2 separate regions of the Mus musculus genome follow, and region 2 is linked to region 1. The links are chromatin contacts, found by Hi-C or POLR2A ChIA-PET in ENCODE. All regions are on one chromosome and are shown on one strand. Each heading gives the region's core, a stretch centred on a gene start or an enhancer-like site at or near the end of the contact. The rest is flanking DNA. Distances are from core to core; before and after follow the strand shown. Region 1 holds the start of Zfand5 (zinc finger, AN1-type domain 5). Region 2 holds the start of Cemip2 (cell migration inducing hyaluronidase 2).

Region 1 (4,715 bases), core at 1,013-3,512:
TTTACCTGTCTCTGCCTCCTGAGTGCTTAGATTAAAACTGTATACCAACCACTACAGCCATTTTTTTTTTTTTTCTTCCTAGTTTGGTTTTTCAAGACAAGGTTTCTGTGTAGCCCTGGCTGTCCTGGAACTAACTCTGCTACCACTGCCCGACCTGCTGCCTTCTTTTTTGAGACAGGGTTTCTAGGCAGCTTTGGCTGTCCTGGAACTTGCCCTGTAGACCAGGCTGGCCTTGAACTCAGAGATCCATTTGCCTCTGCCTCCTTAGTGCTGGGATTAAAGGTGCGTGTATGTGTCACCATTAGACTTAGAGCATGTGGGTTTTTTGTTTGTTTGTTTTGTTTTCTCGTTTCCTCCCAAAATATTGACATGGGGTTATTGGTCCTCTTTAATCTCTTGATCTCTCAATCTCTGTCTGTGATGTTCCATTCCTTAACAGACTCTGCTTGTGCCTTTACTAACTAGACGTAGGCAGGTCTCTGTGAGTTCAAGGCCAGCTTGGTCTAAAAGGCAAGTTCCAGGTCAGTCTGGGCCACACAAAGAGACCATCTCAAAACAAACCAAACTCTCTCTTTAATAAGCTTATCAGAACAGCTCCTAGTAGAGACGGCTGGAGCTGAGGCTTCTCTTTCTTTCTTAAAACTCTTGTCACACTGCATACAATTTTATCTGTTTGTTTATGTGTCAATATTACCATGTGGTCACCATAAATGCATTAATACATGTAGACAATATACTGATTTTAAATTACTCGGATTTGTATTACTTGTCAATTTTAACTTACACTATTGATAAGTTTTGTTAGCATCAACAGCTTGATTTTAAAATGACTTTGTTGTTTAAATTGGACAAGATAAATTATAAAGCTCTTCTTTTTAAAATGGAAGAATAAAAAGAGACAGACAATAAGGTATGCTCTATTTAAAAAAAATCTCTGAAGTTATTTTTATCCTCATAATTACGGTTTCCATTAGTCTCTAGCGCTTCAGGCAAGAGCATCCTTCATCATGACTGCCTTACCCTGACAAATGGACAGGGAGGGCATTTTTCTCAGTAAACTGCTGTGATAAATAAGGAGACCCTAAATGAAAAATAGATGACACTGAAATGGCTGGTAAATGGTAGCAGTTAGTTTTATTATTTACTAGTTTACAGAAATAAATCCCAAAGATCCTAGGACAAATGACCCAAACTAAGTCTGAAATACATTACTTGACCATAGCAATATAACCCCGAAATAGGTTTTTAAAATGTATTATGTACCGGTTAGTCCACTTGCTGTGCAGGGAGCAGTTAGATTTGGAGCATCAGGGCAGCACCCCTCCCCCACACTACTTCCACAATATCACAAATACAAAATCTAGAAATGAGGTTCGTGTGTCCCAGTCAAGGCCAACCCTAGGGTACCTTAGAGATAGGCCTAGGGTTTTTAAATACCCGAAATGAAGGACCCTAAGTGCATAAATGCCGTTAAGGTAGCCCTTCAAGGCCTACGGTTCTTAAATACCCGAAGTGAAGGACCCTAAGTGCATATTTGTAGCTAAGGTAGTAGCCCTTATGGATTTCGGCAGAGACATTTTGTGACCAGAACCCACGGAGAGACCAGCAGAAAGCTTCTTCTGTTCGTGCTCTGGGCAGGTACCCAGCACCTTGCCCTTGCCTGGGGTCCGGCTTGTTTGTCCCTCTTGCTCCATCTCATCAGGCTTGTCAGGGTTCTCCGTGCTTCACTGGAATAGTAAATTTCCAGGGGTTTCTATAGGCTGGCTTAACAGTTCAGAACGGCGGCGCGGGGCTGGGGCTGGTGGGCGGTCCTAGCTCAGAGCTGGCAGCGCACCGCGACCTTGGGCGGTGGCAGGCGGAGCTGCGGCGACACCCGGAACCCTGCCAGCCTCCTCCGGGCCGTGCCTTCCCGTCCCGCGGGGAGGGGACCCCGGCGGAGCTGGGGACGAAGCGTGAGAAACTGGGCTGGTGTGGGTGGCTGAGGGCGGACAATAGGGTTAAAAATAGAAGCGCTGCCTCCGTGGACCCGCCGCAGCAGCTCCACCCAGGGCCCCGCGGGCCGGAGGGTGACTGGGCGACGGTGACCGCAGCCTCCGGACTCGCCCCGCCCCCAAGTGCGGCCCCGCCCCCGGCTAGTGCCTGCAGGTCAGGGGCGGGGCCTCGTCCCGCGACGTCATCGCGCCGCGGGCGTGCCGACCGGGTTTTCGCTGACGCACAGGCCCCGCCCCCGCCGCCCTTTCCCTCAGATCCCGAGCGCCGGTCAGAGCCAGAGCGTCAGTCGTCGGGATCGCTGAGCGGTGTGCATCTGGTCAGGCGTCCGCTCGCTGCCCGGAGTCGCGCAGAGTCTCTGGCGAACGCGGAAGCCCGAAGAGCGCAGTCCTCGGGCCCCGTCGGCGCTCAGGCCTCTCCGCGCGCCTCCTCACTCGGCCGGGACGTCGCTGTGGAGGCGTGAGGTGCCGGCGGCCGGGCGCCTGGAGCGGCGCTAGCCCCGCGGCCTGCGGTTCTTCTCCTCCCCCGCCGCCCTCCCACCCGAGCTGCGGCGGGGCTCGGCCGCCTCGGCGCTTCTGCACGAACAAAGGAGGCCTCCGCGGCGCCAGCGCAGCTCCGCCTGCGCTCCGCTCCGCTCCGGCCCGCGGCGGCCGCTAGCCAGCCCTTCCCGGAGGCCTCAGCCCGGCCCACCGCCCGGCGTCGCGCGCCAGCTCGCTAGTGCATCCGGGCCCCCGCAGGGTAAGTGGCGCGAGCCGGGACGGCGCGGGGGCGGGAGCACGCCCGATCGGCGAGCACAAAGACGGGCCCGGCCGGGCCAGCGGGCTGGACGGGACAATGCCCGGCGTGCCGCGGCGCCGGGTGCCGGCCGGCCGACCGACCGACAGGATAGACAATGGCAGAGGCGGCTACTGCCGCGCCTGGCTCCCTGCACAGCCGAGTTGTTCCGGCGAGGGACCGTCGAGTGCATGACTCAGTGGTTTTTGGAGCAGGCCCTACCGGGCTTCCCGGAGCGCGGCCTGCGCTGCGAGGGGGGTGGGGGGCCTCTGGGTCCCGAACTCGGTCGAAATCGCTGGAACCGGGACTGACGGCTCTTCTCCCGGAGGGTTTTTAGTTTTTTCCAATGCGGTTAAGCTTCTCCCTCAAAATCCTTTGCATGGAAGCAAGTCGAGCGCCTCTCCCTTTGTTTCTTTCCTACGTGAACATTTGTGAAGTTGACATTTTGCTTGCTTTCCGTGCACTCCGTGTAGTTGTATTCTGAGGGAAGGTATTATAAGCTAACTGTCGATTGGAGCTGCCTAAGAATATTACCTGAGATAATTAGAAGAAAATAATATATAGGTCAGAGCCTCCTTTCTTAAAATCGGTATTTAGTAATCAAGGGAATAGTAAGATAGTAATTAATTTTATCTTATTTTGATTTTTTTAGGTGAGATTTCATTATTCAACTGCTGAAAATATTTCACTTTTACATTTCAAGTTTGTTTTTGAAGTGTCTCGCCCCAAAATAAGGGATTTCTTTTAGTTGTTCTAAATTGTTTTGTGGCTGGAACCGGTATTAAGTATGGAAAGAAGCTCTTAGAAAAAAAAAACTATTTGACTGTTTGGCAGAGGTGTCTGAAATCTGGAGACTAAGGACTTGCACAAGGTCAGGCTTAGTAGCACATTAGAGTTTAGAGTTCGGGTCTGACCTCGAGGTTAGGGAGTGATCTTGCCATTTTGAACCATTGCCATTTTGAACCATGGTATGCACCTGAAACAGCTATTCCATACTTTAAAAGAAAACTTCATTCATTTCAGATTTTGAGTTGGAAAATCATTTTTAGTCCAGTGAGGTTTGTTTTAAGCTATGAGCTAAGAAAGAAAAAGCGTGAATTTAAACAAAACAGAGCATTCTAGCTATGCGGGAAAGGGTTTATGGATGACAAAGTTTTTAACAACTTGTTTTGCACCACCCCCGCCCCAGCCCCAATGTAAGGACAATACAGTATATCTAAACTAACAAAAACCCTATAGTTATAGTAACTGTAAAGAGTATTTGTGCTTCCATTCTTTCTCCTACTTATTGTGCCTACTTACTCTCCCCTTGCCCCACTTTTAATATTCACAATTTACTTTATGATTTATTCTGCTTGGGTATTGTGGATTGAAGGTGAGGCTGTTCTCTGATCCTGCATTAGAAAAACTTGGAGGCATTAATTGCATTTTGTTATGTGAGATATGTGAATGCTGCATCGTTAGTTCTTGGGGTTGTGTAGGAGTTGGCAGGCTCTGAGATATAAATAGAAGCTGATTTCAGAGGCCCCTGTTGACTAGGCTTTATGTGAGAGCCTCCATCCAGCTCAGCTTGTCACATTGCAGCCTTGTGACAGGCTGAAGCGCCCTCCCATGTGATCTAAGCTTCAGAGAAGTATTAAAGCAAGCTGTGCACATGTGATGGCATTTAAAATCTGACTTACTAGAAGGGAAGAAAACTATTGTCTTAGTTCTTGATATTTCTGTGTCTCTGCCTAAGATTTTAGTTGTTTTCTTAAGATCCTTATCTATGTGGGAGGAGGCCTTGGGTGGGATATTCTTCTTTACCATAAGAAAAGTGCTTTCTTATTAATAACTAAGGATTGTTGATGTGATCTGTTTGTTGGTCTTTGGCCGGTGTCCTCTGAAGTAGTCTAGTAAGTGAGATTAGCATAGTTTCTCGAGCAGGCTGATAAAAGCCTAACTTTTTGCAT
Region 2 (4,715 bases), core at 974-3,473, 510 kb after region 1:
TTCCAACTTCTGGCGGCTGCTTGTCTCCTCGATTTCTGGTTGGTTCATCACTCCAGCCACTGCTTCCCTGGTCATGAACCTTCTACACCTTTGTGTTTTAAATTTCTCTCTGCCTTCTCGTAAGTGTGATTGCAGTTAGGGTTCACCCAGGCAACTCAGAAAAATCTCTCAGTCAAGACTCTTACTCCAATCACATCTCCATACCCAGTAGTTTCCAGGATTAGAAACACCCACACCCACACACCCACATACCCACACACACACACAAACACACATGTTAGGGTGGCCTGCCTCTCTTCTCTTTTAAAAATTATTTTTAGTATTTTATGTGTATAAGTATTTTGCATGCATGTATGTCTGTGTACCTACCATTGAGGTCGGAAGAGGGCATTGGATCCCCTGGAGCTGGAATTAGAGACAGTCATGAGCTGCCCTGTAGGTTTCTGGGAATCAAATCTGGATCCTCTGGAAGAGGAGCCCAAGCCATATCTCCAGCCCCCATCCTCCCTTCTTGAGTTCTAAACATGTCCCATTGAGGCCACCTTAAGAGTCCTTCCTCCTTTGCAGTTTGTCATAGAGAATCATCTGCTCTATTATGTTAAGTCCTCCCCTTTTCTCTTCTAAAGAGGGACTGGGGCTGGAGATGGCAGATGGGTAAGGATTTTGTGACGGCTCAGATGTCTCTGGAGCTTCTCCTTCTGCATCTTTCCAAGGTTTTAGTTAACTGTGGGTTCGGTCCAGAAGCATTGCCAAAATTTACATTTGCAGACTCCTCTGACTCAGTCCATAGAGCTTTGTTGAGGCATTTCCAAGTTTTTTAGGATCTCAGGGGATTCTTATTAGCCCCAGTCTGGAAACATTGGTTCAGTTCTACCAAGTCCTAAACCAAACCTTGGAAATAGGGTATTCCTTTTTCTGTCTGCTGGTGTATCATAGCTACACGGTTGAATTTTTACTGGAAGGGGGAGAAAACAAACAAATAAACAAACAGACAGACAAACAACAGTGAGCCTGAAAAATGAACAATCCTGCCTGTACAGTATTCAATGAAACAGTTCCCCAGAGGCGACACGTCCAACTCCGAATTAAATAGAGGATGATGACTGTCCGGATTTGGCAATCTGGCAGCTGTCATTAGCTCCTGACCTCGTGGTCTGACGGACCAAGCCAGGTCGCGCCCTTTGCTGCAGGAAAGGCTTTTCCTCTGCCAGAGCAACTTCCTCCAGGGGACCGGGTGGTGGCAGGGCTACTCATGCCACCCGGCCAGTATATTCTGCAGTAGGGTGGGCTGAGGATTGGTTTTCAGTGTTGCATCTCCGCCTCCTGCAAGCTTCAGCCACTCTAGAGTAGCGTGGCCAGAAGGCGTGACCAGGCCTAGGTATATTTATTCTGGCCTTAGTGTGAGATGCTGGGGCTGCTCCAAGCTCCTAACCAGAACTGGACAACGGTCTGAAGTCAAGAACACACTGACTCTGCTGAGAGGGCTACGAATCCAGCTTCCTTGTTGGCCAGGTGGGGGCAGTCGAGGCGCCAGGACCCGAGGCTCAGAAAGTTTTGAGTGAGGTGGGGGGCTTGCGGGATATTATTGGGGGAATATACTGCTATGCCGAGTCAGCTTCATTCCGGAGCGATAAAAGATGTCGAACTCAGCTATTGGATGATAAAGGAAGAGAAAAGAGTTCAACCCTGTGTGTGTGTGTCTCAGGGGTGGTGGTGGTGGTGGTGGTGGTGGTGGTGTGTGTGTGTGTGTGGGTGGTGGTGGTGGTGGTGGTGGTGGTGGTGGTGGTGTGTGTGTGTGTGTGTGGGGTGGTGGTGGTGGTGGTAATAGGGGTTCAGCAGCCTGGCTAGACCCGAGAAGATGCAGGTTCAGTTTCGAGTGATGAGGGGTGCAGGCTCAGGTCGACTTTGTCAAGAGGTGACAAAAAAAGCAGTATCAGACTCAGCTGGGATGATGAGGTACACAGACTCAGGTTCAGGCCCGCTGCTTTTCCTGAACTCCCAGGTAGTCATCTGTAGCCGAAGGTCAAGGAGCCGCTGGGAAACCCTGGCCGCCGACGGTGTTGGCGGGCGTCCTTCCTGCTGAAGGCAGCTGGAGGCGCTGAGCCTTCGTCTGCAGCTTGTGGTGGGCGGAGCCTCCGCAGGTCTCGTCCCTCTGACAACAGGCCCCGCCCACCCCGCCTTTGACCCGCCTCCCTAGCTCGGGGCCGCCTGCCCAATCCGCAGCACTCTCGGCCCAGCCGAGCCGGCGCTTGTGTGGCCGGAGGCTGATTAGAGGGACCCTAGCGAGCCGCGGCGCCCGCCGAACCGGGGACCTGCGCGGCTCGGGAACGCGCCCTGCCTGCCGCTATTGTCTCGGAGCCGCACAGGCTCGCGCCGCCCGGACGGCGATTCCCCTCCTCTTCCTCCGGGAGGGAAGGATCCAAGAGCGCCAAGCCGGGCTGGCTGGAGGAGGTGGCCGCGAAGGCGGAGGGAGGAGCGTTACTCCCCGGCCCCGACTGCTTCTCCTCCGGCGTAGGTTGCCGCTGAATTCAGAGCGGCAGCGGGACGCGGGTTCCTGGCCATGGAGAGGAGATCTGCACGCGGGGACTCCAGGAGCTCTGCTCCCGCTCCTGCTCCTCTGGCCATCGCGTAGACACCTGAGTAGACCGACGCCAGGAGGGGGAGGGGAAGGTAAGGCTCCTCTAGTCCCGGGTGCCCAGCCCCGCCTCCTTGGCGGTCCCAAGGGCCCGGAGGGCGCAGACCCGACTTGCGCACCTTGGCGTCCTGGAGGCCTGGCTGTCCCTGTGCTGGCGTTTTTTTGCCGAGAAGCACAACATCCTGTGGGTTCCAGCGTCCGCCTTTGCCGGCGCCTTCCCGCCGGAGTTCTCCCATACATAGCGCCCCGAGACTCAACCTTCTTCCATGAAAAGGGGTCCTTAGGAATAGAGGTTTGATCCCCTTTTCATCCACTTTGTGTTCCCGGGGAGGTTAACAATGGGTCTTTTAAAGTCGGTGTGAACAGCCCTAAAGTTTCTGGAAAGGCTGCGTGGGGGACGCGGACCGCAGTGAAAGATTGATGGAATGTGCATTGTGGAGCCTTGGCGTCTACAAGAGCACGCTTGTGTAAAGTTTGGGGGGGAGTGTGGATCTTTGTCTCCTACTGTTCCCCTGAGTTGGTGTGACCCTGCTCCGTGTGGTAAGGCGCAGTTTCAGAATCTGGGCATCTTTAAAGCTGGGGACCAGTTTTTAGCACAGGACCTCACTCACCACAGTTCCTTGGCAGAGTTGGGAGGTCCTGGCAAAGAATGGGGTTCTCACTGCGAGTACCCTGAGGTGCTTCACGTAATACTACTTACTGCCCTCTAGCAATAAAACCAAGGTCTCTGCTGGGGGGCTGGTGTTTGTCACCAGACCCCCTGTGGAGCAGAAACACTCCCCTTAAATTCTCCGCCGAAGGTTAGGAGAACAGACTTTTGACACATCTCCTTTCTTCTGCAGTTGGGGTTAAAGGTAGAGTGCCTGTCTTTTAGGAACTTCCATCTGCTCCTGAACCACACAGTGTGTTGGACTGACTCCCTTGTGCTGGTGACTAGTCTGATGCTACACAGTTGCACATGTTGAAGGGCTGCAGAAGTCTTAAGGGCTCTTACCAGTAAAAAGAAAATTTAGAGGAAGAGGAGGCAGGAGAAGAGTTTCATCAAAGCTTAAGGGAAGCCTGAATTCCCATTGCAACCAGGCTTATCTGTTGGAAATGGCCACTAAACCCAAATACAAACAAATTATATATATCCCTAAAGATTAAGAAAACTTGACCCATTAGCACTGGTCTGGTCTCCATATCCTACTCTGGTGTGTCCCTTATTGTCTTTCCCTTTGAGTTTGCATTTCTGGGCAAAGCAAAATGTGCACCAGGCATGCTGTTCATTTAGTTAACATGGGACAGCTCGTGATAGTGTCTTCTGCCTTTAAAATAACATTCTTTATTTATGTGTAGGGTGGTGAGTCGGGGCTGGAAATTTATCTCAGACTTTAAGCTCACTCTATCCCATACTGTGTCTGATTTTTGTCCTCACAGAACGGAAAGTTAAGGTTAGACGAGAACTCTGAGCCGTCACCTGTTCTCTGTCAGCCTGTGGATGAGAGTAAGCTGAGGCGTGGTGAGTGTGCATCTCTCTGTGTGTGTGTTAATGTGTGCGCAAGACATTAGCATCTAAATTCTTCTCTGGTCTCCTAGGAAGTTCTGTGTAGTTGGGATAGCGGGTCCATGGCTAATTGTTTGAGGTAGGTCTCCTCTCTTCGTCTAGCCAATAGCCGGGGGATTTCCTGCAGTGTTATAATCACAGGAAAGTTGAGGTGACAGCACCGCAGTTATGCTGTAGGGGATGTAATTAAGCCTGTTGTTACAGATACCAAGAAAATGGGCATAGAGCAGGCTTGTGGACCATTATGAAATCGGAAGGATACCACTTAGTAGCTATGTGTGCTTCTGAAATTGAGATAAATGAGCCATATTTCAGAAAGAAAATCATAATCACTATTGAACGGATCACATCTGAAAATGGCTATACGCTATAAAGTGCTCTGGAGTATTTATTAGTAATGCACCCATCTCTCTATCTGCCATGGACCCATTAACTGAATTCTTAATAAAACCACTCGTGACATGCCAGACATTCTTGGAAGGACTCTCAGCAGTACTCTGTGGCACTTTCTGTCAGCTGGAGAGGGAAGGGAAG

The links. A loop is a pair of places that touch in the nucleus more often than their neighbours do. ChIA-PET counts read pairs that join two places held with the same protein, here RNA polymerase II (POLR2A).
Region 2: a loop to region 1 is called in a map of heart, with 2.4 times the contacts of the local background. The contact joins the promoter of Cemip2 here to the promoter of Zfand5 in region 1. A Hi-C loop is called at or near these places in 1 of 37 maps with a recorded cell type or tissue (heart). POLR2A ChIA-PET finds 5 or more read pairs at or near these places in 3 of 5 experiments (Patski and embryonic stem cell).

What each region holds. Positions count from the first base shown.
Region 1 is chr19:21,270,016-21,274,730 of GRCm38, forward strand. Zfand5 (zinc finger, AN1-type domain 5) reads left to right here and starts at 2,263. Exons shown (of 6, transcript NM_009551.5): 1 at 2,263-2,727. LOC115489044 reads left to right here and starts at 1,443. Exons shown (of 2, transcript XM_030251153.1): 1 at 1,443-1,475; 2 at 1,760-2,727. The coding sequence starts at 1,443. The coding sequence ends at 2,452. RefSeq lists an enhancer at 4,069-4,715.
Region 2 is chr19:21,776,117-21,780,831 of GRCm38, forward strand. It overlaps Cemip2 (cell migration inducing hyaluronidase 2), which reads left to right and starts at 2,224. Exons shown (of 24, transcript NM_001033759.2): 1 at 2,224-2,670.